Linked DNA regions of Mus musculus: region 2 is linked to region 1. Evidence: chromatin loops called from intact Hi-C (ENCODE). Cell type or tissue: left cerebral cortex. All regions are shown on one strand. Links, peaks and the distances in the headings refer to the core of each region. The heading gives the core; the rest is flanking DNA.

The links. A loop is a pair of places that touch in the nucleus more often than their neighbours do. Peaks named below come from ENCODE experiments on the same cell type or tissue, not always from the same donor. Only the 100,000 strongest peaks of a DNase experiment are listed, where the experiment ranks them.
Region 2: a loop joins it to region 1, with 1.9 times the contacts of the local background. A loop is called at or near these places in 2 of 42 quality-filtered maps.

What each region holds. Positions count from the first base shown.
Region 1 is chr10:14,538,622-14,541,446 of GRCm38, reverse strand. The region is part of intron 1 of Adgrg6 (adhesion G protein-coupled receptor G6); the gene reads left to right. Among named protein-coding and RNA genes, the nearest start is that of Adgrg6, 5.0 kb to the left of the region's middle. In left cerebral cortex, for the core only: no CTCF peak of the experiment used is centred there; a DNase peak (open chromatin) is centred at 1,287.
Region 2 is chr10:14,590,951-14,593,775 of GRCm38, reverse strand. No RefSeq gene overlaps it. Among named protein-coding and RNA genes, the nearest start is that of Adgrg6, 47 kb to the right of the region's middle. In left cerebral cortex, for the core only: no CTCF peak of the experiment used is centred there; a DNase peak (open chromatin) is centred at 1,485.

The DNA.
Region 1 (2,825 bases), core at 79-2,578:
CAAGGTGACTTCATGGTATGAGCCAGTCATACATATTCAAATAAGGAAGGCTTTGTGAAGACCTGAACAGTAAGTGAGACTTTAGTAGTGGTGTGGGGTGGAGCCAACTTAATAAAGGGGTCTCACTTCAGTAACAGGATAGCACTTTCTCTCCTCTATGCATAGCTTAGTCTCGGGAACACGATCTTTCACTGAAGGAAGAAATGTTATTATAAGTAGGCTTGAATATGTTAAATTACTGTTCTTTTATCCCCATAGAATCTCAAGGTGTTCTCTGTCACTCCCAAAACCCTTTATGAAAAGATTTACCAGAGAAACACAGCAGGGATGTGGTCGAGGAAGTGAATTCCTACTGTTGATGTTAGAAGAACTAATATCCTGTTAGCATCTCTATGAAATGTACTTTTCCCTAAAGCTTTCTGAAATGAAGCTCAAACGTGTGGTATTTTGTAGCCTATTGATTTGATACAGGGTTTGATATGGGTAATCTGCTCCCCTAAAGGACAGCTGGGTTGGAAGTCAGAGAACACAAAGGTCTGGGGTTCATGACTCATCCTGAGAGCTGTGCAAGTAGTTTAATCTCTTACATTCTCACCTGTGAGATAGTAGCTTTGCCTGCATAATGAAAAAGTCTTTGAAAATTATACAAGATATGAATTAATTTTCCTTTAAAATATGTTTCTGGGGGCTGGGGAGATGGCTTATTGGTTAAGAGCACTTGCCACTCTTTCAGATGACCAGAGTTGATTTTATCATCCACATTAGGTGGCTCCAAATCACTTGTAACCCCATTGTCAGGGCATCCAACAACATACCCTCATCTCACCTCCAGGGATACCCATACCCACACGCATCTGGAATATACACTCAAAAACACATACACGTAAGTAAAAACAAAAGTTCCTGTTCTCTTTGGTCAAACTTTGAGACCTTGATCAAAACTCTACAGAGCTGAAGTTCCTGTTTAGAACCTTAGTAACCCTGCTTGGGATTTTCCGTTCTTCTCAGAAAGCTGTTTAAATTTCAGGGATGTATTTTTGCTAAGTGATCCCTTGAGAAGACCCACAGTACTTTCCTTCCACCATTCTATTCTTAATTTACTTGTTTCTGCTCTTTGCTAAACAGCAAAGTAGATGAAAGTTGGCTTATCATATGGTTTATATTTGGTTACAAGCACTTGCTCTGTTCTGGCTACTTTTGTGTCTGCAGTGATGGAGTTTTTGGTCCTGGAATGTGTCAAGCTCTGGTCTTCATTTGCAGCTATTCCTTGATAGGATTGCAGACAGGTTTGGTAAAAACAACTCAAGGATCAGTTATGGAGTCGTGAAACATCAGAGCTTTTTATAGCGAAGGAGAAGTTGCCTGGAAAATGAACACTGCTAGCATCCTGTTTGAGAGCATGTATGAGCTTAGGAGAGAGTGACACTGTTCACATATTGATAGAGGAGAGTCACCAAGAAACCACACAGAGTAGGAGGATAGACGGCTGGCATATAACTCTTAGGAAGGCTGGCAGCCATCTCTGTTCATTTCCATTTTTCTGGACCTCTGTTTCTTCTTCTGTGAAAGCCATAAGCTACTCATCATCTTTTGGATTTCCAGTTCTCTAAGCTTCTTTGAATACGTAATTGTTCTTTTGTTTTAGAAGCACAGCCAATTAATTCATCCCCAGCATGGATGGGGAACAACTCATTCATACAATGTCATTAGGAAACAGGCCCATTCTTCCAAATACGAGACCTTTCCCTGTGACAGAATATCTTGCTGCCTTTTGTGAAAACTCCTGACTGAGCTAGAGGTAGAAGTTCTCTCTGCGTGGTAGGAGCCCATTTACAGAAAAGCAACAAGGCTCACAGTTGAAAGTGTCTGTCCCCCAAATAATATGCTTAACAGAGGAACAGGACAGAATAAACCCTGGTCATTCTAGAATCCATACCTGTTAGTATCAGTATTACTACTTATTCAAGCATGTTCCTGTTAATGGGTAGCTGCTTTTAGCTTCAAATATATTGGATGAAAATATATACAAACATGTGTTCCATTCCCCCCTCCCTAAAAATCCTCTTCAGGTCTTAATCTTTTCTTAGTTTAGAAATTCCAAATGGACAGCTGCCTGTGGTTGGAACTTGTAGAATGTGGCCTACAAGACTGTGACAGGAATTTCAGGAACTACATAGCATTTATTCATTCATAGCAGGTTTCCCTTCTTCCCAGGTGATCCCAGAAGTGGCTTTAGAGACCCTTGAAGGGTATGGGCATACGTGATTAAGCCTGTTGTCTGTTACTGTTTTAGTGTCTTCCTTCACTTATAGAGCAGATAGAATAAACCCTCACCTTAGCAAGTCTGGTAGTACAGTAATTAGAATATCAGCTGTCACTTATGAAAAGGTTGTGAGATATCATGTACTGGCTTTTGAAGACATCATCTTATTTAGAAGATATCAGTCAGTGACTCTAGGGCTAGGTACACTGCTGTTCTTGACTTTACAGGTGACAGGTAGACACAACAGAGCTAATTGAAGTTTGGGATTGTGCACGTCTTAGGGAGCAAACGCAGACCTGTTTTTAATGTAATCCATGTTTTCTTTGACGTGACATTGTCACAGAAAAACAATGATTCGATATGTATTCTTAAGGCAAGTACAGGAATTCTTTTTGTGTATATTTTCTCAGTTGAGTCTTTTTCTGCCTTCCCATTTAGTGTTACACTCATTACCCATGTAAGCAGACTTTGGACTTATAGAAAGTAGCTTGTCCTTCTTTTGGAAATAAAGTTACTTTCTAGTAGCAATTGCAACTTTACTGTCTTTTTTGAGTGTGTTAGG
Region 2 (2,825 bases), core at 217-2,716, 52 kb before region 1:
TAGCTTTGTGTAGCAGAGGATGCCACATCCCTTTGACACAATTCTACTCCTTGAGGGTTCATTGCCACCTTTTGGATCACAAGTTCCAAGCTCACCTTGTACATTATTGCTCACCTCGGACCTTTCAATCACTCTAAGATGCATTCCTTTTCCTGAGTAGTAAGTACTATCTAAGGCTCAGAATCTGGACTGTGAGGTGCTGTTTTACTACTGATTATTTCTAGGCATTTTCAGTGAATAAAGATACAAAATATAAAGTAATCCCCACATGTCCAGTGCAAATTCAGAACTGTGTTTTTAACAAATACTCAACTACCTTACGGTTACAGGGGGTTTTGCTTTTCTCCAGCACCAAGAATTCTTTTCCAAGACATTGAGGAGACTAAAATGTAAACATCATAAAATTATTCTTCTAGTTTAGTCCACTTGTCTCACAGAACACAATTATGTGTAATTACTGTAAACAAACTAAGACATTTAGGCTCCTTTTGTCTCTCTGTGCCGACTACAACTATATTAACTACTGCATTTTAATTATTTCACTAAATTGACGTTATTGTTGTTCTACCTATTGGTACATTTTTTAAAATTATGTTTAATATAAAAATTTTGTTCATTTAATGTTTTGTTTCGTAATTAGGTTGAACACATACAAAGTTCTAAAAGCAAACCACAAGTAAATGATATGGTCAAGGACATCTATCTGCAGCCCATGCCCCTTATACTCCGTGCTTTCCAGCCCATTTATTTATAAAGATTCAAAGGGGGCTGGAGAGATGGCTCAGTGGTTAAGAGCACTGACTGCTCTTCCGAAGGTCCTGAGTTCAAACCCCAGCAACCACATGGTGGCTCACAACCATCTGTAATGAGATCTGACGCCCTCTTCTGGTGCATCTGAAGACAGCTACAGTGTACTTAGATATAATAATAAATAAATAAATCTTAAAAAAAAAAGATTCAAAGGAACCAATTAAGATCTATTCTTCCATTTTCATCTTTAAAGTATTGGGTATGCCTTCATGGTTATATATTCGCCTTTCAATAAGTAATAGCACTCTATCACACATTAGTCTACTTTGGGATTTGCACATAAATTTTTGTAGATCATAACACAGGCCATAAATATCACTCATCCCATCCTTCATTTATATACTAATTGCATTGTGTTCTTAGCATAGTCACTTTTGATGCAACCCTAAGATATTTCTAGTTTTCATCTGGAAGAATAACTCTGAAATATAAAAGCTTTGAACATGTGTTTTTCTTCTATCTTTGGCAGTATAATGTCATATGCTGAGTTATAAAATTGTCTATTTAAAGTGTATATTACATAAAAGGTTTTGTGAGGCATAGAGAAGTCCCCTTACACAACAATTATATCACTCCCAGAGAAGAATGGAAGAGAGCAGGCAGCCTTTCCAGCCACCAGGTTACTACTGTGATTTCCCAGTCCATCTCTGTAAAGAAATCTTGTTTCCCTTTTTATGTAAGAAAGAAAAATATTCATGTCTTCTTATAGGACCTGTCAATTTTCCCTGCCCAGTGTTCTACCGAGTCTTTCTTCCTTGCTTTTCTGTAAGTTTGATGTATTTTTAAACTTTCTTTGTTGCAAAAATGGAACAAGCATAGGTTGGAAACATATGGGAAAATAAGACCCCAAATATACTTTGGCTAATGGTGGTGAATGATGGTGAATTGGTAAAGAACATCTTTACCAATGTGGCTGTAGGTCTCTATCCAACCGTCTCGTCAACCATTAATGAAATAAGATCTACTCACCAAGTTCTTAGCATGTACAATTTTCTGAAACTCTTGCAGGGGAAAGAGTTGCAAGGGTCACTGATACTTCTTTACTGAAGAGATCCAGGAGTCAAAGTTTTTATTCATATTCATCTGGTTTTCAGTATTATTGAAAATTGCACATTTTATTTGCCAAACACAGATAGCTGCTGGTTGAAAAGTACACCTTTAAGTTGTTGCTTTCAAACATTTTCCAAATCATGATACAGATAGAATAGTATAACGTGTATAACATACTACTTAAGTATGAGTATGTATGTAAGTAAGTGTATGACATAGTACTAAGTGTGAGTGGCTTGGGTGTGTGTATGTAATTTTGCTGATATTATCTTTATAATAACACAAAAACATTAGGGATGAATCTAGTTTGTGCTCACCCCCAAAATTTAAAATTCCAAATTGATGAATGAGAAACTTAAGCTTCCTTTTGTGAATATTACTTTTTAAGGTCAGTTTGAAATAACAACACAGAATTCCCTTCAATAACCTTATTCATTAAGTGAAGTGGCACAAATATTCAGACCTTTTATAATTATCCCGAATTTTTACTTCAAGTTAGGCAAACTGAGGCTTTCACCTCTTCCACTGGCAAACGTAAGATGGGATTTTTGGAAATACCATTACAGAGACATTGTTGGTATGACTGAAGCACATTGATCCACCAGTCTTCCTTGTGCAATTAACCTTGGCCTGTGGGTATGAGACCAACCAGACCTCTTCTCAGAGCATTGGCTTCTCTGAGCCCTGTCGCTGAAGATGTTGTATAGAGGGCAGGTTGCCACTTTGGCCCTGCCAGCCACATCACCAAGGATGTCTGAGTGCTAGTCATCAGTTACCCTTTCAGGGATAGCAAATGACACTTTCAAAACTCATGTCACTAGCTGCAACTTGAGAACTTTGGTCAGAACAGCTGATCAAGGTCTCAGGCAATGCTGGTAGCCAAAGGACATGTAGCTAACCCACAGCACTTGATAAGAGCTCTTATCGTGTCCTGTGAATAAAACACAGTGACGGCAGATACAGTG